Regions from separate parts of the Mus musculus genome. Here regions 2, 3, 4, 5 and 6 are each linked to region 1. A link is a loop called in an ENCODE intact Hi-C map of the cell type or tissue named here. Cell type or tissue: left cerebral cortex. All regions are shown on one strand. Region 1 holds the start of Gm33611 (a long non-coding RNA gene). Region 2 has its middle 10 kb from the start of Ftdc1. Region 3 holds the start of Cpox (coproporphyrinogen oxidase). Region 4 has its middle 14 kb from the start of Cpox. Region 5 overlaps Dcbld2 (discoidin, CUB and LCCL domain containing 2). Region 6 overlaps Col8a1 (collagen, type VIII, alpha 1).

What was found. Hi-C counts contacts between places; a loop is a spot of excess contacts. Peaks named below come from ENCODE experiments on the same cell type or tissue, not always from the same donor. Only the 100,000 strongest peaks of a DNase experiment are listed, where the experiment ranks them.
Region 2: a loop joins it to region 1, with 12 times the contacts of the local background. A loop is called at or near these places in 14 of 42 quality-filtered maps.
Region 3: it touches region 1 in a loop (5-fold over the local background); 9 of 42 quality-filtered maps call a loop at or near these places.
Region 4: it touches region 1 in a loop (5-fold over the local background); 6 of 42 quality-filtered maps call a loop at or near these places.
Region 5: a loop joins it to region 1, with 4 times the contacts of the local background. A loop is called at or near these places in 12 of 42 quality-filtered maps.
Region 6: it touches region 1 in a loop (4-fold over the local background); 2 of 42 quality-filtered maps call a loop at or near these places.

The regions. Positions count from the first base shown.
Region 1 is chr16:59,402,130-59,406,129 of GRCm38, reverse strand. It overlaps Gm33611 (a long non-coding RNA gene), which reads right to left and starts at 1,104. Exons shown (of 3, transcript XR_384916.2): 1 at 1,036-1,104; 2 at 859-957; 3 at 1-355. In left cerebral cortex, a CTCF peak has its summit at 2,240 (motif pointing right); a DNase peak (open chromatin) is centred at 2,240.
Region 2 is chr16:58,625,290-58,629,289 of GRCm38, reverse strand. No RefSeq gene overlaps it. Among named protein-coding and RNA genes, the nearest start is that of Ftdc1, 10 kb to the right of the region's middle. In left cerebral cortex, a CTCF peak has its summit at 1,525 (motif pointing left); no DNase peak of the experiment used is centred here.
Region 3 is chr16:58,668,808-58,672,807 of GRCm38, reverse strand. Cpox (coproporphyrinogen oxidase) reads right to left here and starts at 2,600. Exons shown (of 7, transcript NM_007757.2): 1 at 1,858-2,600; 2 at 137-280. The coding sequence starts at 2,380. In left cerebral cortex, a CTCF peak has its summit at 2,368 (motif pointing right); DNase peaks (open chromatin) are centred at 2,026 and 2,441; H3K4me3 peaks cover 2,454 bases; H3K27ac peaks cover 1,527 bases.
Region 4 is chr16:58,682,404-58,686,403 of GRCm38, reverse strand. No RefSeq gene overlaps it. Among named protein-coding and RNA genes, the nearest start is that of Cpox, 14 kb to the right of the region's middle. In left cerebral cortex, a CTCF peak has its summit at 1,630 (motif pointing right); a DNase peak (open chromatin) is centred at 489.
Region 5 is chr16:58,459,645-58,463,644 of GRCm38, reverse strand. It overlaps Dcbld2 (discoidin, CUB and LCCL domain containing 2), which reads right to left. Exons shown (of 16, transcript NM_028523.3): 13 at 2,597-2,690; 14 at 537-586. Among named protein-coding and RNA genes, the nearest start is that of Gm33475, 14 kb to the left of the region's middle. In left cerebral cortex, a CTCF peak has its summit at 1,617 (motif pointing left); a DNase peak (open chromatin) is centred at 1,587.
Region 6 is chr16:57,632,015-57,636,014 of GRCm38, reverse strand. It overlaps Col8a1 (collagen, type VIII, alpha 1), which reads left to right. Exons shown (of 4, transcript NM_007739.2): 3 at 3,374-3,704. The coding sequence starts at 3,377. Among named protein-coding and RNA genes, the nearest start is that of Gm51269, 23 kb to the right of the region's middle. In left cerebral cortex, a CTCF peak has its summit at 1,672 (motif pointing left); a DNase peak (open chromatin) is centred at 1,656.

The DNA of each region.
Region 1 (4,000 bases):
CCAGATGATCCCAGCTTATGTCAAGAAGGCAGACAGCTAGGCTGCATACAGCGTGGATGTAAATGTCACGGAATGGATATCCAGTGACATTAACTTTCTCCAACTGAGGTATTAAAAGATGAGCAGTATAGAGACAATTAGAGTTTGAGAGGATCTGCAGATAGATTTGTTGACGTAACATCTTGTATGTGTTGTTACTCACTTATCATAAGAATGTATTTAATTTAGACTGTGTATCCTTTTACCCCATGCCTTAAAGCTTGTGTTTTCTGTACGCTGTTGCTGTTCCTCTTGCTCTTTTTCTTCTCCTCACCCGCATTCTCTACGTCTTCCCTCCCTTGGGCTTTCTGAAGAACTAGAGAACAAGGGGGAGGAGGAGGAGGAGGAGGAGGAGGAGGAGGAGGAGGAGGAGGAGGAGGAGGAGGGAGAGGAGGGAGAGGAGGGAGAGGAGGAGGGGGGAGGAAACGGAGAAGTTGGAGTCAGAAGAGTCCATACTAAGTGATGGTACTTACTAAGTCCGTACTAAGTTCACAAGTTTATCCCAAGCAATTTGTGGATGCGCTCATACTGAGTTTGTCACTGTACTGCCTCTTCAAAATCAATGATGAGAACTCATCTGAACTCTTTATTACATCTCCCCCCCCCCCCACCCCTAACCTCTGCCCCTGCCCCCGCCCCGCCCCGCCCCCACTCTGCCCCCACCCACACCAACTACTCGTCATATTTAAAAGTGATGCGAAAAAGAGTTTATGATTTTTTTTTTTGGGTGATGAATTTTAAGTCCGAAATGGTCTGTACTAAAAATAAAAACAAGTCAGCAGCTTAACGTGGAAACGGTTGGTTCATAAGAGGTCTTACAGTTCTCAGGCAATTAGAGCGAAGCATCTGTCTCTTGGTGCTGAGGCAGCTTGTTGACCTTATCCCTTCGCTGTTTCCCCTTGCAATCCCAGTAAGCATCTTAAGGAAAAAAAAAAAAAAGGAAGAAGCACATCTGTCAACAGGAGGATTCAGTGACCCCAGGAAACAGTAACTCACGGTTTCTGGGGAGGCTTGTAGAAGCGGAGGCTGTCCCTTGCATACGTTGCTTCCTGTTCATTTTTCTTCCATTCCGATGATGTTTGCTTGCCTCTCTGGCAAGAATCCACGTGTGAACTTGGGTAGCACAGCGGTGTCATCTGATCCTTCTTGGGTCTGTAGCTATCATTTCCACAAAGGAAAATAACAGGAGACCCAACCTTTTTTTAGAGTTGAATCCAATACAATCTCAACAGCGATAGCGGCAGCAACAATGATAATATTTCCAACGCTCCAGAAACTTCCAAGTGTGCTTGTAAGATGTCATGTAAGCTAAATATATTGATCTGGCAAGTATACTCATAGGATGCTGATCCAGAAGGAATTTTGGAGGTCATTCAGTCCATACCAACCCCTCACCTCCTCTCTTTTCATTCAGTCATCCCTGTGGTATTATTGGAGGATTGGTTCCAGGAGCCCAAGGAGGAAGAAATCCAAGGATTCTCAAGTCTCATATGAGATAATGCATCTGCACACAATCTAATGATACACCAAGATAAAACATTTATTAGATTTATTTATTTGTTCTTCACATGTCCAATCTCTCTCTCTCTCTCTCTCTCTCTCTCTCTCTCTCTCTCTCTCTCTCTCTCTCTCTCGTGTGTGTGTGTGTGTGTGTGTGTGTGTGTGTGTGTGTGTGTAGGTTTGGCAACAGGTGCCCTTACCTATGGAATCATCTCACCAGCTCCTCCTGTATACTTTGAATCCTATCTATATTACTAGGAGTTCTAGTAAAATGTAGACTATGTGAGTCGTTGCCACACTGTCGTATTTTGAAGATCATGGAAACAGTCTGTCTTATGTTCCACACAGGCACAATGTTAGGGAATCAATTTGGAACAGTAGCTGTTTGAAACTACAGATGTTCGACCTGGGATTAGGGAGAACCGAATGTACAATGAGCAGCCAACTCATCTGTTTGTTCTTTAAATGTATGTTGGGAATTAAATTCAATTGGAAACCTAATGACATGGCAGACATGTAATTTTCTATGACATGGGCTTTCCCTCGCCCCTTAAAATATTTGCTCTCAACCAACAGTTCTATTTCCTAGCATTGTGCAGTTCTTACGGAGTGTAGTTCTTTCACCCCTCTCTCACATTGCTAGAATCAGCATGGGAAGTGTGGGAACACTTCCTGTCTGTTAGTGAGAGCACTGTTCATGATGGTGTAATCGCGCAGTATTGCCACCAGATGGAAGCATAGCACACACTTTCCCACTCACACCATGGTTTTTCTTAAGCTATCTCTTAAAAGAAACCCCTTATCAGTGAGTACATATCATGTGAGTTCTTTTGTGATTGGGTTACCTCACTCAGGATGATGCCCTCCAGGTCCATCCATTTGCCTAGGAATTTCATAAGTTCATTCTTTTTAACTGATAAGTGGATATTAGCCCAGCAACTTACAATACCCAAGATACAAGATACAATTTGCAAAACACATGAAATTCAAGAAGAACGAAGACCAAAGTGTGAACACTTTGCCCCTTCTTAGAATTGGGAACAAAACACCCATGGAAGGAGTTACAGAGACAAAGATTGGAGCTGAGACGAAAGGATGGACCATCTAGAGACTGCCATATCCGGGGATCCATCCCATAATCAGCCGCCAAACGCTGACACCATTGCACACACTAGCAAGATGTTGCTGAAAGAACCCTGATATAGCTGTCTCTTGCGAGGCTATGCCGAGGCCTAGCAAACACATAAGTGGAGGCTTACAGTCAGCTATTGGATGGATCACATGGCCCCCAATGGAGGAGCTAGAGAAAGTACCCAAGGAGCTAAAGGGATCTTCAACCCTATAGGTGGAACAACATTATGAACTAACCAGTACCCCAGAGCTCTTGACTCTAGCTGCATATGTATCAAAAGATGACCTAGTTGGCCATCAGTGGAAAGAGAGGCCCATTGGTCTTGCAAACTTTATATGCCTCAGTACAGGGGAATGCCAGGGCCAAGAAGTGGGAGTGTTGGGGGGGAGGGTTTGGGGGACTTATGGGGTAGCATTGAAAATGTAAATGAAGAAAATATCTAATTAATTAAAAAAAGAAAAAAGAAAAAATCTAATAAAAATATGAGATTAAAATAAATAAATAAATAAATAAATAATAAAAAACAAACAAACAAAAAAGAAATCCCTTAAAGTGAAGGAAAATTAACGCACTTAACGCAGGGGAGAGGGAAAGAGAAGATTAATAAAAAGCAGTCAAACTGTTTAAGCAACAATAAAAAACTAAATTCTGCTACTAAGGTAGATGCATCTTTCCTTCCTCGAATGATGATTAAAGATATTTATTTCTCATATTGAACAGTGAGCATAGTTTTAAGGTTCTACCTCCTATTATACTAAGAAAACAATTTTATTTCTAAGTACCAAGAAATATCGACGAACGCATTGGAAGCCCGAGCTTTCTGTCAAAACGAGGAGCTGACATGAATACCATTTGACACGGAGATCCACAGGAACTGGGAGGCAGGGCTCTTGGGGTTGAATGAGGAAGGTTCTGGGTGATTCTAAGGCTTCTTCATACGCTCTAAGAGCTCACAGATGATTTTGATTTTGGGGTGGGCCAACTGAAATCCCTGGTGTGGGCTTGGGTGGTAGCTGACGGCTCTCCCTTATCCACACCAGCAGAGCGAGCTCTCCAGCTCTGTCCCAGCTAGTCCACCAAATGCTGCCACGGACAAGAGGCAGAATCAGTTTTCCTCCTCTCATGCCCTCAGGGCCAGCTCACTCGGCTCCCTCTGCCAGAGCCAGCTCTACCTTGCTGCCCAGGCAAGGGTTTCCTCACTCTGCTCTACTGTGTGCTGTAGCTGATGAGAGGTGGGGCCTGTTCTGCATAGCCCTTGGACACCTCCTGGGGCTGCTTGGTGTGGATCCAGCGGTGGCCCTTAGCAGCAGCACAGGCTGGGACCTCACC
Region 2 (4,000 bases), 780 kb after region 1:
AACAGATAATCTTAAAGAAAACAAGAAGCCTTTGGGGCTTCTGCTGCAGTGTCTTGGGAGTGGGGCAGAAGACAGCACTAAAAAGGAAAAGGAAGAGGTTCAGGGGTGATAATGTTCACCGTCCAACCAATAGAGAATAAACAAGAACGGGCCGAGTGCAGAAGTCTATGTAGTGGCTGGCTATCATTGAAGCAGGAGTTTCAGATCACATGTGAATGAAGATGGGAAGTTATGGTACTGTCTTTTACTGAAGGTTGACGATCAGTACTTTTTCCTTGTTTTGGTAAAAGAAGTGAGGCGATACAGAATAACTAAATAAGAATATACACTCTAGAGACCTCACAGATACCCAATGATTTCTTTTCTTCTCTTTCTAAATTAGACCAGGAAGGTTCCATCCAGCAAGCATAGAAGTCAAGATGAATAAAGCAGGGTTGGAAGTAGTAACATAGCCACATCCAGTCCCAGTATGTATCCTTTCAAGAGACCCCTCTCTCTTGCTCCAAGTATTTGTTCAGATTTTCACTCTCATTGTCACCAGAATCTGTGCAGTTTCCATATCCATATTCCATATCCATAGTTTTAAATATGACATGGCTCAGGACTCAGAAACTAGAGTTTGGCTGCCAGTTGATGGTCTTTGAGAAGTGATAGGACCTTCCAGGGCTCTACCCTCATCAAAAGATTGTCTCCTAGGGGGTTATTAGAAGGAATGTGGTAAGAAGTAGGTGATGCAAAAAAGTCACTGGAGATGTAGCCTGGGACTAAATCTCCTGACTACGCCTTCGCTTCCTCTCTCTCTCTCTCTCTCTCTCTCTCTCTCTCTCTCATTTTCTTCCTCCCTCATTGGTCCTTTCTCTCTTCCCTCATTCTCCTTCTGATATGACATGCCCAACTCCTGCTGGACAGCCACAGTCCATACCTGCTGAAACCCAGAGCCAGAATAAACCTTTCCTTCCCTTCAGTTTTTTTTTTTTCCTGGCATTTCTCCTGGCAATGAATGTCCTGTGTTAGATAAGAGCTAACCTCAATTGCAACTGAATGTTAGGAGAACACCACAGGGCAAACATCATTGACCCATCTAAACCCAAGATCATTGATTTTTTTTTTTTTTTTTATCAGCACTTTCTTAGTTCCCATCAACCTTATGTGTACAGAGGGCCACGGCAGCCACACTCACATGTTAAGTGAGGAAACAATAGCTTGGGAGGCTTAGAGGAGACCAAGTCTGGATCTTGTCTTTAATTCTCTTAACATTATTATACTTATTGCTCTGCCTTTCACCTGGCATAATGTTACCACTAATTCGATGTCATTGATATTTATAAGCACGTCCCTTACTGGGAACTTTGGGGTTACAAAGAAGCTACCAGTCCCCGCCCCAAACCAGTAGCAACAATCCCTTTGAGCCTTGAGAATCCTGTCTTCAAGTGCATGATCTCATTTTGTAGAATGCTCCAGGACCATGAAAATGATTCCCAAATATTAGCCCAGTCATTCTTAATAGTCAGTGTGAAATACTAGCCCCATCTAGTGGCTTTGCTAATATAAAAGAATAAGGTTATACTAAATTATGAGTAAAGATAGATAAAAGTACATAAAGTATTATTTGGCTAGAATGTTTTCTTTACCCTTTTGAGAATGACTTGAGCCATGCTTGCCTTCTTTTCCTTACTCTGTGTACTGGCTGGTTGTGCATTGTTAACTTGACACAGCTGGAGTTATCACAGAGAAAGGAGCCTCAGTTGAGGAAATGCCTCCATGAGATCCAGCTGTAAGCATTTTTTCTCAATTAGTGATCAAGAAGGGAGGGCCCAGTCCACTTCAGGTGGTACCATCCCTGGACTGGTAGTTCTGGGGTCTGTAAAAAAGCAAGCTGAGCAAGGCAGGGGAAGCAAGCCAGTAAGCAGCATTCCTCCACAGCCTCTGCATCAGCTCCTGCCTCCAGGTTCCTGCCCAGTGTCACTTCCTGTCCTGACTTCCTTTGGTGATAAACAGCAATGTGGAAGTGTAAGCTGAATAAACCCTTTCCTCCCCAAATTGCTTCTCAGTCTTTGATGTTTTGTGCAGGAATAGAAACCCTGACTAAGACACTATGCATGGCACAGATGGAGCAGGAATCTTCCCTGGCCTTTGCTGAGTTGTCACACTCATTTCTACAAGTGAATCAATTTGTCAGATTAGATTCCCTGGGCTTTGATTCTCTGAAATAACCTAATAGGTCTTTTGATGTGCTTTTGATATTTTTTTCTTTTCTTTTTACTTTCATTCCTGTGTTACTGTGCTTATCCCATGTTCATGTAACACAAACAGGTTCTTCATGCATGCCCAAGAGTTGACCTTTGGTCAGAGCCTGTGGTCATTAATTTGGTGAATCCATGTTGGATCACATTTCCTAGATATTTAGCCAAACCTTATCCTGTATGCTCCTGTTAATTTATATTTTAGGTGAAATGAAGGTTTATAATGTGGACGGTGAGTCTCTGTTTATCACCTGAAGACTGTTTCCTGAGCAAGAAAGGATACTGCAAATTCTCTTTGCAAAGACACTTGAACCAGAGCATGCTCTCCCTAGCTCTCCAGCCTGCTGGCCCCTCCCCCATCCCTAGAGATAGTGGACTTGCCAGAGCCCAAAGTCCTTAATATAAAGATCCCTTCTCCCCTCTACCTTGTCTTAGTCTCCCTCTTTTTGTCTTACTTTGTCTCTGTCTCTCTACATAATAATACATCTGTGTTTGTTCTATGTGAACACATGTATACCCAAGATCACTCCTGGTTCTGCTTCCCTGACTAGAGAGAGAGAGAGAGAGAGAGAGAGAGAGAGAGTTAGAGAGATAAAGAGATGTATTTACCCTATTATCTTCTATAATTTCATTTAGGGTTGACTAGATTTTCACCCCTCAGTGTTGTCATTTTCCACTTCCTTCTTTCACTCTCATCCATGTTCCTTCTCCCTATCATTATTTTTTTTAAGATTTATTTATTATTATAAGTAAGTACACTGTATCTGTCTTCAGATACGCCAGAAGAGGGCATCAGATCTCATTACAGATGGTTGTGAGCCACCATGTGGTTGCTGGGATTTGAACTCAGGACCTTTGGAAGAACAGACACCAAGCCATCTTGCCAGCCCCGCCTATCATTCTGTTTTATAAACTGGCACATCAGTCTACTCCAGGGAGACACAGAAATAATACAGCTATGTACCTCTATGCACTGTGCATGAACTGAGCAACATACCAACAGTAGCCAAACACTAGAAGCTTACTTTCTAAGTGACAGGATTAATCAGTGAACATTGAAGACACTCTTATTCCCTAATGAACTGTGGACTGAAGAGCTAACATAAAGTTTGTATCTTTCACAATAAGCGCATTGTCCTGCACACAGTAAGTAGAATGGGGTAACTGACATTTGAACAGTGTTCTTGGGGGGACTGGTGACATTTAATTAAAAGCAGGGTAACAAACTACAATTTGTGCACAAGAAGACCAGAAATACCATCACAGCCGGAATAGATTTTTCAGTTATCTAGGTTTATAATTACTCAGGTGACTATCATGAAGGCCTCTAAAACAAAGAAAATAGGGGTTCCCATGAGAATCAGTAGCGCCTCTCTAAGAACACAACCATTTCATTAAATGGAATTCTACAGATAGCTAACACCTCTAGCTTAATAAACAATTGGCACTTTGAAAATTCACATTAGAACACGCAAATATGCAGCACGACTTGTGGTAGAGGCAGTTTCATCCCTACAATCGATTACTTCTCCCTTTAACAGCAGAACTTTAGGTTTCAATATGGACAAATGGTTTCCTCTCTGACATTGTTAATTTCCCTGTCTTTTGAAGCTTTTGACCAAACATGGAAGAATCTGTGTTGTGCCACTCCTGGATTTGACCATTAGAGGCACAGCAATCCTTTCCTCTGGCCTACTCTCTCCGACTAGGATACGGACAAAAGGTAAGGAATTAAATCAGACAGTGTGAACCCAGAA
Region 3 (4,000 bases), 730 kb after region 1:
AAAACCAGCCAGTACACTGGGCATACACATCCAAGGGTAGTTCCAGAAAATAAATAAATAAATAAATAAATAAATAGCGCTATTTTTAAGTAAAACTGGTGGGAAAAGAGTTGGCAGGGAGAGTTATCGGACTTACTATCTTTCGTCTTCAGAGTTTTGCCTCTGCCTCTCATTTGGTTCGCTGCTTCCTCAGAAAGATTCCCATGAACGACGGAAATGCTCACCCCGGCCTTTTCAAACACACGCCCGTCCTGAAGCACACAGGTGATGCCACCTCCTCCTGTCCATAGAAACAGAAAGCCAGAGGATAGAGCACCGTCATATGGGAGACAACTCTCCCATGAACGTGGCGACATGAGATGCCTGCTTCCTCCCCTACTTCCTGAACCATCTACGACAGCATATATATTTTCTATGTGTGATAAGTTGGCCTAGCTTTGTGTCTTAAGCTCCTTATTCTAGGAAAACATTGCATCCAGATACAAACCACTGAAATGGCTGCTTCTTCTGTGTTCTCGTGCCATGGCCTAACAACTCCAAGGAACTTTCTCCAGATATCACCAGAAAGAATCCGTTTGTTATTCACAAGACAGAAAGCTAATGTTACAGGCAGGAATGGGTTTACCGAATGGTGTTTTACTTTCACTGAATACAAGAACTCCGTATTCCTTCACATTTTTCGACTCTCAATTTTACCCTATTACCTTTAATTTTTATATGCAATTCAAAAACATAGCTATTCAAACTCTTAAGGGGTTCAGAGTTTAAAATTAAGTAAAATTTTATGTGTGTGTGTATATATGTGTGTTTAATAGGTTTTTTTTTTTTCTTTAAGGCAACAGGTCACCGTAGAGTCATTGTTCTCAAAGACTAATGTCTGAGTTGTTTTATTTCTAAGAAGCAGGGCACCATATTCAAGATCACACCACCGGAGTGATTTAAGTGCTGACCATGTTTCTGACATTCTGAGTTCTCGGCATATATTCATTAACTATGAAACAGAGGTGGAAAACAGTAACTTCCAAAGGTTACACAAAGCTGGCTATCTAGTGTTTGAGATTGTGTCTGGGTCGGTCAGTGACTTTTACCCTAAAACATTACAAGATGAAAAACCATGAAAATCAGACTGACTCCCATTTAATATAGACGTGGTAGCATCATAACTCACAATGGATTGATGATATACTGTTGTATTTCCAGCTTGGAAAAAGTCAGAAATCCTCAAGTTTAAAATTAAGGCGGGAGGGGAGAACAGGGAAGGACTACTCTGTTTGGAACAACATGGCCACCAATACATGACTCAACATGAATGGCATTCTAAGGAATCCTTCAAGAAATTTGATGATGCAATTTAGTAAGAACTACTGGAAGACTAATCAAATATTCCTTATATAACCCGCCAAAAAACAGTAGGGAGACTCTTGACATAGGGAATCTAGCAGACATAAAGGATCAGTGTTTCTTCTGCCTCTAATAGGGCAGGGACAAATGCACCCAGATGGATAAATAAAAAATGTGTGTGTTGGGGGGGGGGGGGGGGGGAGACGTGTTCAGTAACAAACTGAACATGAAAGCTTCACTTTGCTGCCTGCAGATGTTCTTTAACAAACCTATAGAAAAAAAAGTGCAACTATGAATTGCCAATATTTTCAAGTGACTTGTCCTACATTGTTGGCACCTCTGGGTCCACATCTGCAAGTAGAAAGCGAATGGCTCTCTCAATGTCAGTCATTCAAGTCTGTCCCTTCTGACAGATCACCCCCCACCCCCACCCCCCTGTAAAAACTGTTCTACTTTAAATCCCCAATCCTAAACTGCAACTGGTGCCCAACCAAGAAACAGGAGCTCTCTCCTCACCTTCTTTCCTCTCCCACCGGTCCACAGTGAAGTCGGCAACGCCATCTACCTGCGCCAGTGCCCGACACACCTGAGCCTGGGTCTCCATAATCATCAGCTCCATCTTGGTCTTCATGTCCTCCGGCCTCCTCCGCAGCTCCCGCAGCTCGGTCACCGGCGAGGACATGAAGGTGCTGCAGCGGCGGGCCAGCTCGTCCCCGTCCTCCTCCCGCCGTCCAGGTGAGGGGCTCCGCGCCCCCGAGCTCTTGGGCACCATCTCCGCCCGCTGCACGTGCCCAAAGGCGGCGGCTGCCAGCCCTGCCAACCCCGCCAGCGTCGCGGCCAGCCGGGTCCCCAGCCCGGACCCGCCTCTAGCCCAGGGGCCGTAGCCCAGCCCGCGGCGAGGCTGGGGACCAGCCGTGCCAGGCAGCTGGCAGACGCGGGCGGACGCGCAGCGCGGGGACGCGGCGCGCAGCTGAGCATAGTCGCCCAGCACCGCTCGCCACCAGGGGTCCGAACCCAGGCGGCCCAGCCGCAAGGCCATCTCCCGCCGGGACTGGGCAAATCCGATCCTGCAGACCCACCGGAGCTCCCAGGGTCCTGAGACCCAGACTCCCCAGCACTGCTACGTGGAGTTCGGAAGAGCTGCTGCGAGTGTAGGTCGCAGGCTGCTGGCGGGAGCCGAGGAGGCTGCTGGGAACTGTAGTCCCGTCCTATCGCCTCCTGCACTCGCCTGACCGCTCCCGGAAAGAGCAGATAAGACTGCACCCTGCGCACAGAGGTGGGTCCTGCTGCTCGCACGCGGGCCTCCTGTGCTGCCAGAGGACTGTGGAGGTGCTTGGACTGATAAGATAGGCGCTTTAGTCACGTACACCTTGGATTGCCCTGCTCGCTCACCCACAGTGAGCAAAAGTGGGGTTAGAAGGCTGACGACAAACGGGCAGAAATAACAACTCGGAGACACACCCCTTGTCTTCGTCCTGGCTGTGGGTCTGGAGGATGCACCCTTGTCCCTGTGCTTGGCTTACCCAAAGAGTTCAGGGTAGTGGGCTCCTGAGTAGATCCAGAGAAAATATTCGCACTCCGGTTTACTATCCTGGATCTCTGTTCTTCCCCATAGCCCTACCCGTTGAAAATATGAGGACAGAAGCTCACACATTTAATAGTTTTGTTCCAAGCATATATCATTGCCAGCATTATTTTATAGTATCAGAAGGGCTCATTTGCCCTTTAACTATCCTTGATGATTCTAATTTCTACTAACAAATAATAATCGAGGCCACTGGTTATTCTTTCACAAGCTTCCATTCTGGCTGTAGCAGGAATTGGAGCTCAGTGGGTATGGTTCTGACCGATATGTTCACTCCCCTGCTTCTTACACAAATGCAACCACAAACTACCTGGAGCAGCATGCGTGCTCAGGCCTGGCAGATGTGGCAGGCAAATGAATTCACGAGAAGTGACAAAGCTTGCAGAGGAGAGAAACCCTTAACTTTTAGCTGTAGTGTGCCCTGGCTGGAGGCCGACTTGGAAGAGAAGGAAAGATAAGAATTATCTTTTGGAAGGTTGCCTGGGTCTGGCTGGGCCTCCTGGTGATAAATGAAGCTCTTTAACGAAAAGGAATCTCTCTAATTTTCTGTAAGAAACTTCTCCTTTATGATCCTGCTCTGCTAATGTGAAGCTAGCCAAGAATAAGCCAAATGGGAAATTCAGGAGACTTGCCCAGACAAATAACTAATTGTGTACTTACCCTGAACAAATTGTGTACTAGCTTCCAGCCTGTTTGGATGTCTCTCTCTCCTGTTCTCTGATTCCACCTTAATCTTAATGTACAGTGCTTACTGGAATCCTTAAAAACAAACAAACAAACAAACGGATTTGTATGAGAAAAAAATAAAAGCCACCATCTTCCTAGAAGGGCATAGTGGCACACATATTTAATCCCAGCACTCAGAATGCAGAGTCAGGTAGACCTATATGAATTTGAGGCCACCCTTGTCTACTTAAAGACTTTCAGGATGGCCAGGGCGACATAGTAAGACCCTGTCTCAAAAGAAACAAAACCAGTCACACACACACACACACACACACACACACACACACACACACACACCTCTTCCTGGTAAATTACTCCCAAGTCCTATTTGTAGTATATGAAGATGTT
Region 4 (4,000 bases), 720 kb after region 1:
TCGTTCCGCTTTCTTGCAGCTGTAGCACACAGCAAACGCTGAACTTCAGGCGGTTGTGGGAAACCTGGTGGAGTCACGTGACAAGGCATGTGTAGCAGGCACACTGTGTTGAGTTGCTAACAGTAGTCTGGAAAATCTCTCCAGAGAAGCGCAGTTTAAGAAGCACAGGATTCAAAGGCTCTCACATCTTGTTTTATTCTGCCTTGTCCTTCTCCAGAAATCTCTCTGCCCCCTCCCCCTCTCCCTCTTCCTTCTCTTCTCACTCTCCCTTCTTCCTCAGTTTTCTTCATTCCCCCTCCACCTTCCTCCCCCAAACCAAGAACTACATTTGAGCAAAGCTGTTCCGCAAGGTTCTTACAAGATTGCCATGTTCATGCACAGTTAGAACCTGAAGACACTGCGCACAGCAATGAAAATAATTTTTATTTAGCTTTTACTACCGAGAAAACCTTGTTGTTAATGGATTACACTGTTTATGAAATATTGTGATTCCAAACTGACCAGGCGTGTTGACACAGAGCACAAGCTACATTATCGCCTTCCCTTTCCTCCACAGACAGCAGCTGTACAGTCTTCACCCCGTAGCAGTCACACCTCGTGTAGCCTTTCAGTTTCTCTCTTCTCTGTTTCATTTATATGAGCTGTTTCTTACGCTTCCTCCCCTGGGATTTCCTCCCTTGATTTCTCTGCCCTGATTCAGTCTGTCGCGTCCTTTCTTAATACTGCACTTACTTCCTTGGCCAGGTCTTCTTCTACTTTTTCAATTACCACCTTTATATGAACAATAGGTATGTTTATGCTTCCGGGTTGAATTTCCTCAAGAGCTATAGATTCGCATAAACACTAGCATGGGTAGCTTGTGGGCATTTTAAGCTCTTCCATAACCTCCCCTCATTTTTGTTAATGGCACTTAACACATTCTAGTTATCTATGGCTATTTAACAATCTTTACATTTAATGAACTATCACAGCAACTACCTTATCATGTACAATGATGCTGTGGACAATGATTCTGGAATCTCAGCTATAGCTTGACTCTGCTCACATGCTAGGTGGGTGTCACCTGAGAAGACCGCCTTTGGTTGTCAACAAGGCAGGTCCCATTCCTTACTAAAATGAGGAAAAGTAGGTCCTTGTTCATTGCTTCCTTTCTTATTTATTTATTTATTTATTTATTTATTTATTTAGTGCATTGATGTTTTGCTGCATATATACCTGTGGTGGTGGGGGGGGGGGTTAGATCCCTTGGAATTGGAGTTACAGTTGTGGGCTGCCTTTTGGGTGCTGAGAATTGAACCCAGGTCATCAGGAAAAGCAGCCAGTGTTCTACCTGCTGAGCTGTCTCTCCAACCCCAAAATATATTCTTTTAAAGTATCCCTTCATGTTGAATAGCATAAAAGAGGAAGATAATAAAAACTACCTTGAGTAGAAGCTGCCGAGTTGTATTGCTGGAGATACTAATTAAAATATTTTAAAGGATATTTATTTATTGGCTGGTTGGGTTTTTGGTTGGTGGAGCTGTTGGTTTTGGTGGGGGGCATGCATTGGAATTTTTTTGTTTTGTTTGTTTGGTTGGTTTTGTTTTCTTTAAGGTATATTTATTTAATGGATGAGTGCTCTATCTGCTTGTATACCTGTGTGCCAGAAGAGGGCATCAGATCCTTTTATAGATGATTGTGAGCCACCATGTGGTTGCTGGGAATGGAACTCAGGATGTCTAAGAGAGCAGCCAGTACTCTTAACCACTGAGCCATCTCTCCAATCCTTTGTTTTGAGACATGGTTTCTCAATGTCCAGGAACTTGCTCTGTAGACCAGGCCAACCTGAACTCATAGATCTGCCTTTCTGCCTCTGCCCCTGCCCCAGCCCCAGCCCCTGCCACTCAAGCACTGGGATTAAAGGCATACATCACTATCCCAGCAAGGATATTTATTGACCCAATTATTTTCACAACAGAACTTCAAGAATTTGATAAGCTGGGTGGATTCACATATTATATGTGTTGTTAGCAGGATGTACATCCCAGATGGAACAGATCATGTAAAGGGCTTTCTGCCTTACCCATCTGAAAACTGGAAGTGACCTTAGTCACACCTGAACATGGAAAAATTGCCATGAAGACTAATTTATATATGTGTTTTCATGCCAGATGATGGTGGCCTGTGCCTTTAATCCCAGTACTCAGGAGGCAGAGGCAGGCTGATCTCTGAATTCAAGGTCAATTTAGCCTACAGAGTTCCAAGACAGCCAGGCTACACAGAGAAACCGTGTCTCAAAAAAAAAAAAAAGTGTGTGTGTGTGTGTGTGTGTGTGTGTGTGTGTGTGTGTGTGTGTGTACTAAAATGAACTTTTTAGTTGGGGGCCTTACCAACCACTTCATAAGCAAATTACCTATGACAGGGTAGTGTGGCAACTCTCATCCTATGGCCAGCTTTGTGGTAACTTATTGAGAATACGGTGGCTTAGATCGTGACAAATTGTGTGTTAAAACGTGTTTTTTTAATTATTGGATATTTTCTTTATTTACATTTCAAATGTTATGCCCTTTCCCAGTTTCCCCTCTCCCCTCCAGAACCCCCTATCCCCTCTCCCTGCTTCTATAAGGGTGTTCCCCCATCCACCCACTCCCACCTCCCCCCCCCCCTGGCATTCCCCTACACTGGGGTATCAAGCCTTCACAGAACCAAGAGCTTTTCCTCCCATTGATGACCAACAAGGCCATCCTCTGCTACATATTTAGCTGGAGCCATGGGTCCCTCCATGTGTACTCTTTGGTTGGTGGTTTAGTCCCTGGAAGCTCTGGGAGGAACATATATATATATCCTTTATTTACATTTCAAATGTTATCGCCTTTCTTGGTTTCCCCTACAACCCCCCCTATCCCCTACCTCCTTCCCCTGCTCACCAATCCACTCACTCCCCCTTTCTGGCCCTGGCATTCCCCTACACTGGGGCATAGAGCTTCATAGGACCAAGGGTCTCTCCTCCCACTGATGACTAACTAGGCCATCCTCTGCTGCGTATGTAGCTGGAGCCATGAGTCCCACCATGTGTTTTCTTTGGTTGATGCTTTAGTCCCTGTGAGCTCTAGGGGTACTGGTTAGTTCATATTGTTGTTCCTCCTATGGAGTTGTAAACCCCTTCAACGCCTTGGGTCCTTTCTCTAGCTCCTTCACTGGGGACCCTGAGGAACGTGTTTCTCAAGTGTGAAATAGATACGAGACTGCAGGGGAGAGTTCAGAATACCAGCTGAATGAGCTTAACGTGTAGACTTGAACTTGGAATGTGGTTTAATGACCTTGCTCTGCTGGCACACCTCGCTCATAGAAACTGGTCTGTGAGGTTCTCTATTGTGACTGGGACTCCAGGAACGCAGGAGGATTAGTCAAGCATTTGTAAGCCCTAGGCTCACTAACTTAAGTGTCCTGGTTAAGGGTTATTATGAAGTTAGACCTTCTATATTTCTTTGGGAGGCACTAAATTTTAAAATGCGGGCTTTCAAACACCTAGCTAGTATTTATGGTGGGGAACACAATTTTTAAATGGACTTTTCTAGATACACCCTTGGAACTCTGCTTTCATGGATTAGGAATCACATACAGTATTAGGTTTGATATCAAAATATTCTGCAAAAACAGTTGTAAACAAAGGATTAACAGGGTCCTCCTAAGTAATGTGAATAAACCACATCTAACACAATTTGTTTATAATGAAATTTACATCGAATGACTACTGTAATGACAGTAATAATAAAAATAAGAAATATGTTGCACAAGATAAGACTATTTCCAGGGCAGGATTCTTAGAGATATGACAAAGTGTGAAACAGTCCGAGCAAAGACAGCAAGTACCAAAAGACCAGAGGGGACACAACTGAGAGGATGCTCATAAGACAGTCTGAAGGCAAAGTGCACAGGAGAAAAAGGACGAGAGGCCAACATCAACAAGGGCCGAATAATGGACTGGTTTCAACGTCAGGATAACTTAGAATTGTCTATA
Region 5 (4,000 bases), 940 kb after region 1:
GAGAGAGAGAGAGAGAGAGAGAGAAAGAGAGAGAGAGAGAGTCCCTGAGACCCTAGTCCTTGTTATGCAGTGCTTTCACAGGTCACACGGGAGGCTGGTCTCCTCAAGAAGAATAGTTACAAGAAAAGACCAACTTTCCAGAGGAAGAGATACCAATGTGTGTTTACATTTCTCCTTTAATTACTTATGAACCACATGGTGGAGCATATTGATTTCTTTTTTTTAACATGATTTATTCATTTGTATTTTATGTGCAATGGTGTTTTGTACGTGCGACTGTGTGAGGATGTCAGATACCCTGGAACTGGAGTTACAGAGAGTTGTGAGCTGCCATGTGGGTGCTGGGAACTGAACCTGGCCAGGACCTCTGGAAGAGCAACTAGTGCTCTTAACTGCTGAGCCATCTCTCCAGCCCAGGACGGCATGTGAAGTTCTACCTGAGGAGTCCCTAAGGACCCGAGGACTTATTTCATCCACCATTATACCCAGGAGAGGGGAGATTTCTGCCTGAAAACAGAAGGAAATCCACAAGTTACCTGCCCGATCCCAGTGGGGTAAATCATAGGCGCCTTCAGTTTTCTTCTTCCTGAAAATCAAAGTGAGGAAACAGTGACTCCTCTCCCAACCAAAGGGCAGCAAACCAGCAGTGACCACACAGTCAGGGGCATGAGGTGAATGGAACAGAAAAGCCTTTAGCTTCTCATACACACTATATTCATGTCCTCACCCCACCACACCAACAAATAACAATGTCACAACTAGCAGTGGCAAGTGCTGGGGGAGGAGGATGCTCCTCCAGGCCTGGAAGGACCTACAGACATCTGTGAGGAAGAGGAGGCACAAGGGCAATGAACAAGAATCACACTGCCTACTCCATCTAACTCAGAGCTCTGACTTGTCCTCCCTCCCAGGAGAAACTGCTCTGGGTGAAGAATTATTATCTACCCAGATCCTTTTACTAAAGGAGTCCAGGGGTGAAAGGACACTTCCTGATACACTTGGGCTGGTGAGATGGATCTGTAGGAAAAGGGGCTTGCAGTCAAACCTGAGGACCTGAGCTTGATTCCTTAGAACTCACAATGTGGAAGGAGAAACAGACTCTTGCAAGCCGTCCTCTAAACAAACGGAACATGGTATGTGTGGACCTATATACATAGCATATAGAGATCAAGATGTAAATCCCAGTATCCAGTGGGGAGGTGTTCATGAAATTCCACCCCTATCTGAGGAGCTGCTGATAATTAATAGCTACCTAAAGAGGGAGAATAATTACTTTTCTTCAAGGGTGTGGCTCCCAGTAGGTAGACCAGACTCCACTGGATGGCCACACACCACACACCCAAGCATATAAACAATAGGTTGAACAAGTAAAGACAACGTTGGATGGGTATGAAATTGGGGGGGGGGGTGGATCCTAGAGGAGTTTGGGTCAAGTTTGATCAAGATATAATTATGCAATCCTCAATTAATAAAAAAATATATTATAGGGCTAAAGAGATGGCTCAGCAGTTAAGAGTGCTAGTTGCTCTTCCAGATGTTCTGAGTTCAATTCCTAGTACCCACATAGTGGTTCACCACCATCTATAAAGGAATCTGATGCCCTCTTCTGGCCTGCAGGTGTACATGCAGCAGAGCACTCATAAAATCAATAAACAAATAAAAAGAAAAAAATGCTATTAAAAACAACAAACAAGAATTACTATTCACTCACTTACCAAACTAAAGGCCACCACTGATAGAATCATGAAAATCTATCCTAACTAAAGGTAGCGTTTACAGGCTACCAAGAAAGATTCTGCTTTATAAATAAGGATATACATAGCTTATGATCTGCTTATACTATCACAAGTGTATCTTTTACAACGTGCTCAATCTTGCCTGCTAGGATGGACAGATTTCCAGCTGCTAGAGTCTAGCACATGGGCCAACAGTTGGCATAAAGGAGCAGCCACATATTTAGATATACTATTTATTGAACAGTGAACAAATACGTCATCTTCTTTCTCCATCAAACCCATCCCTTCTGATGTTCTTTCAACCCACAGCATCGCTACTAGTCAGAAACCTCACATCACTCCAGGCTGCTGCTGCTTCCGTCACAGTCGTGCGTCCTGCTGACATTGCTGTCAAGCACATCCCTCTTGTAGAATCATGCTGTGGTACTTCTGTTTGACTAGACTGTTTCCAAGTTTATCCCGATGCCTCTTTCCTCCTCTTTTAGGCACCAGGACCATACTTTGTAAATCCTGTCACTTTCCAGTCATCGGATAATATAATCAGTCTGCTTAGCACTCAAGAATTTTCTAATCTATAAAATAAACCCTACATTTCTCTTTCTGACCCAAGCTCAGACAGCACCTCAGTAGTTATGTTGGTGGCTAGAGATCTGCCCATCCTAGCAGGCAAACAGCTTGAGCCCTTTGTGAAAGACACACTTGTGATAGTATGAGCAGATCATAAGCTATGTATCCTCTAGTTAGGATAGATTTGTATGATTCTATCAGTGGCCTTTAGTTTGGTAACTCTCCAGGTGAAATTTGCTTCCTATCCCCGCACCCCTCCCCCAGTCAATCATGTAAGCAAGCTGGGTACTGACCTGTTTCTCCAGTGCCAAGCACACACTAGAATGAGGATGAGTGTGGTGAGGGCCATGACCAGCACAGGGACCAGAACGGCAGCCAGTGCGACATCTGAAGCCATGAAACAGAACGACCACATTAAGAGCGAAGCAGACATCATGACAGAGAAGTCGAAAGCTCAACACTTTGTATCTCCAAGAATATCTTACACATCATTTATGAAACAAAGCTGGCCACAACTGGGAGACACAAGTGTTTACAGACTAGTGGACAGGTCACTCGGCATGCTGCTGGCTCATTCCACCTCCACCTCTGCACACGTTTAACTGCAGGGCTGTGGGTATAGGGGAAGACGGATGAGGGAGAAGGCCCACCAGAGCTCCTGTGCTCTGGGCGTGGAGGACGCAGGAGGACTGCCAGATGCTTTCCACTCGTCCCCGAGTGGGCATCTGGCTGTGTGAAGCCACTGACCCCATCCGGTGGGGGCTGGACAAGGGGCAGCCCCGTACCAGGTTCTCAGTCTCTGGCATCCCACGCTGGATATGGCAGAGGAGCTGAGAACAAAATAGGAGCACCAGGGCAGCACCAGGCCCCAGAGATATGGGAAGAGGGCAGAGGGAGAGAGGTTCCCATGCAGGAGAGAGTCCTTAGTCCAGGCCTTGATGAACAGACACAGTCTATGATTTTAGAGCTTTCTTGTAGAAAGGCAGGGGGAAAGAGAGAAGGTAGAAAGAGAGAGAGAGAGAGAGACTGGCCATGGACAAGAGGAGAGAAAGGGAAAAAGGAGAGAGAGAAAAGAAAGGCTAGAGTAAGAGGGAGAGAATGAGGTGGGGCCAAGCAGCTCCTCTTATAGTGGATTTGTTATCTTGCTGTTGCTAGGTAACTGAGAGGAGTCTAGCCTGAAGGTCAGAAGCTTGGGACATTGTGTATGTGACTACTAACCACACGCTTCTCTTGGCTGTGGGGGCAGTAACTTCGACAGGAGCCAGGGGTCCAGGAGACATGAGGGAAGGCCTTCTGTCCCATGTAGGTGAATTATCACCACTGGGTTTCACCAGAGTTCATGACCTCAGCTCGACTGGAAACCAGGCTGTTTGTGCATAGCCCATTGCCCCACATTTAACAGCAGTGTAGGGTTCTGTTTTGTTTTGTTCAGTTTTGGTTTTTTGAGACAGGGTGGTTTCTTTGTGCAGCTCAGGCTGTAGCCCAAGTTGGCCTCAAACTCACAGAGATCCACACACCTATCTCCTAGTGCTGGGATGAAAGGCATGTGCCACCACTGCCTGGCAAAAGCAGTATGCTTTAAATTACCAGAAGTCACCAAAATTTAAAAGACGAATGGTAAACTAGAAAGCATCTTATGTATATGTAGTAAAGTGTATATTGTAAGACATCACGGGCCAAAATGCATATTATAACAA
Region 6 (4,000 bases), 1.8 Mb after region 1:
GATGAGGTGGTTTGAGAGAGAGGAAGGCCAAGCCAGTGAAAGGAAGTAGTGTGAGGGAAGCTGGGTCCTGCTGAGCCCTTGGGATTCACCTGGGCTTTTAGGCATCTTGTTCCCTCTCCGGTTTTTTAGCATTTCACAAGTGTGTCCTGGCTTAAAGACTATTTAAGTGTAAACAGCACATCAAGTGTGTTGCTGGAAAGGCAAAAGCCAAGCATCTAAGTCTATTCCTAAAGACAGTACCACATGTTTAAGGTTCGATAATGGAATCCGTTCACCTCAAAAGGCAGAATTACATCCGAATGAAGTGCCTAGCTAGCTACTATGTCAGTAGGTATTACCGCATTTCTGGTATGAATTAACACTTTCAGATCACTGGTGAATACCTTAAAGGTATCGAATACTAAAATCAGAAGGGATGTAAAAAACTAAGACCTACTGGTAACAGAGGAAGAGCTGAATGGGACTTGTTTAACTATTCATATCTGGAAAAAAAATAAAGACAAACAACCAGTCTTGGTGGGGGGCTGGGGGACCAAGAGTGTGTCTAGTATGTTACATTTATGTTTTAAAGAAGTTTGTCTTGCGCTATATGTTTGTAAACTGTTTCTGGGCAGAAAAACAAAAACAAACAAAAAAACATGATGAAGCAATGAGCAAAGTTGCTGCTTCAAAAATAAGGGATTTTAAAGAACAGGAGTTGATGAGGAAACATGTTTTTTTTTCCTCTGTCTTTTGCTACTCCTTAAAGGTGCACACATGTATCATTTCCAGTACAACCGTGTAGCTCCCTGAGACCCGAACTCACTGACCACGCTATATTCAACCTTGCATTCTCGGGTGGGCCTAGCATGACTTCTGATAGGGATTTAATAAAGAAAGGCCAGTTGAACTTTTACCATAGATGTTCATGTACACCAGAAATAAGTTAATATTCATAAAAATAAATCAGTATTCATTTTCTGGCTCTTTCCCAATGGTTTCTAGTAAGCACTTAATCATTTAGAGGGACAGAAACGAGCAACGTTCTGACTGCTCCCTCTTACCAACACATTTATTATTCGTTTGCTTAAAATAAACAGCTCTTCCTTGTAACCATGATGATTGCATCACAGAGAATGCTTTATAAATCATTTTCATGACTAATGTTACGTCACTAATTCCCTAAAGGAAAAAAACCATTCATTTGTATATTTGGAAAAACGGGAAAGCAATGAATTTTCTGGTAAGGATTCACTTTAATTTTTTTTCCTTTTTCTATTTAATTAACCAATCCTTTTGTATTCTGTTCAGACTTTTGGAGTTACCCTTCAATAGGATGTCACAAATTCAACACAGATTTTCTAAAAAAAAAAAAAAAAAAAAATCAGGATGCTATGATCCACAATTAAGTTAGGCAGGATTATAAAGAAAAGCTCTCCTGGGGAGGGAACTTAAATGCTTGTACACACGTCTTTTTGAGGCATTCCAGGAAATAGTTGCATTAAAGATTGTGAGGCTCTTGCTACGTCTCATTCTCCAGCATTGTGACACTCTCTAATTTTTAATGAGTCCTTTAATAAGGTGTGAGTTTACAGCAGCTACTCAGAAGTAGTTCGAGTTCAACCGGTGGACGGTGGAGGCGGGGAGCACCAGACTTCCAAGTGTGTCATGCCTGCCCTCTGGTGTCCATTTTCCCACATTGCATTTTTCTGAACTGGTCTCCAGCCTAGAGTATTACCAAGCAGAGGTCTCCTCAGGCTGATTTTTATAAACAGATAAAACCCATTTATATTTATTCAGTTAACTGTTGACTTGCAAAGAGAACCATTAAATAGCTTAGAAACAGATTGTTCTTGTGACTAGTCAGAAGAACTATACAGTCATCTCCCTGTATCTTATTTATGCAATTAATTTACTTTGTAAACTCCCTTCGCTTCATAAAACTGCAAAGATAAACTTTAATGGACTCTCAGTGCAGTTAGCCAAATTCTGAACCAGTTACTTCATAGTATTCTAATAGTAGGAAAAAGTGCACAATTATGATAGTAGTTTTTACTATGACTTTCTGGCATTATCAAATGAAATGCTCTTTGTAGTTTTTGGTATTGCTGTTACACTTATTGTACATTCATATTTATATGTATTTATGACAAATGTAAGCATCCAGAAAAGCATTTAGTAGGTGGGCAATCTCATCTCCTGTCATAACCTATACATTTTAACTGTTTCCATTTTAAAGTGCTACCCAGTTGGAAGACTGCCCCCATTGAACAATGAGTTAAAGAAATAAAACTCAAATTCTCTCTTCCAAATTTTGACGTAGCTCCTACATGATCAACCAGGGCTTTACAGTCCTCAATGCATAGCTTTTATAAAATGGCCCCAGGGTCCTGGTCCATTTCCAGGCAATATATCAGCATTCCAGCCAGCAAGGATGCAGAAAGGAAAAAGCTTGCTCACTGCCTCCAGGGGACCTTACAGGAAGGAGCATCTAGTACAATGATATTCAGTTGACAAAACTCGTTCATATCACCACACCTACCTGAGTGTCTTCATTGTTTTATCCCAAGCTACAAATCAGGTTTTCTGACATTATGGGAAATTTGAAGAATTGGTATTTGGAGAAACTATCAATCTCTAGATTATATTCCAATAATTAATAATTGCTTTCATTTGACAGATTCCACTCTTCTGGCATTTGTTATAATTCTTTTTTTTTTGTCTTTTATGTATTCATTTATTTATTTTACACTCTGGATTTTATTTCCCCTCCCAGTCCACCCTCCGACTGTCCCACATCCCATACCTCCTTCCTACTCACCCCCGTGTCTCCACATGGATGTCCCCACCCCCACCCCCACCCCACCTGACCTCTAAACTCCCTGGGGCCTCCAGTCTCTTGAGGGTTAGGTGCATCAACTCTGATTGAACATAGACCTGGCAGTCCTCTACTATATGTGTGTTGGGGGCCTCATATCAGCTGGTGTATGCTGTCTGTTTGGTGGTCCAGTGTTTGAGAGATCTCCAGGGTACAGATTAATTGAGACTGCTGGTCCTCCTACAAGGTGGTCCTCCTCCTCAGCTTCTTCCAGCCTTTCCCTAATTCAACAACAGGGGTCAGCTGCTTCTGTCCATTGTGTGCAAATCTGACTCTTTCAGCTGCTTGTGGGGTCGTCCAGAGTGCAGTCATGATAGGTCCCTTTTTGTGAGTGCTCCATAACCTCAGTAACAGTGTCAGGCAGGTAGCATCTTCACTTTAAGGTCTTTTCTCTTGTGACTTTCTGACAGTGGAGACTGTGGGTTTCTCCACGTCCCCTAACTCTTCTGTCTCTAAACAGAGAGCGGCCCCTTGGCCTGGAGGTGCTCACTGTGTTGGTGTGTTCCTTCTCCACAGGTGATGGCTGTGCCACCCAGGCCTCTACAGCTGCTGGGAATACTGTTCATCATTTCCCTGAACTCTGTCAGACTCATTCAGGCCGGTGCCTACTATGGAATCAAGCCTCTGCCACCTCAAATCCCTCCTCAGATACCACCACAAATTCCACAGTACCAGCCCTTGGGCCAGCAAGTCCCTCACATGCCTTTGGGCAAAGATGGCCTTTCCATGGGCAAGGAGATGCCTCACATGCAGTATGGCAAAGAGTACCCACACCTACCCCAATATATGAAGGAAATCCCACCTGTGCCAAGAATGGGCAAGGAAGTGGTGCCCAAAAAAGGCAAAGGTAACATCATATTGAACAGTTTCAAAATAGCTGCTCTCCAGACTTCTAAACTGTAGAAGTTGAGGAGAAAACTATGTAGACACTTTTTTTTTCTTTTTTCTTTTAAAAAATTGTTATTGCTGTGAATCAAATGCCATTTTTTTTTCAAGGTTCAAACTTAAAGATACGAGGAAAAGACTTTCAGGCCAGGTTATCCAATTTCAAGTGTTCAGCCCTGAAATTAATACATGCAAGCAACAGTAAATTGACTCAACAGGTTTTACTTATAGGTTTATATAATTTATATAATTAAAGAG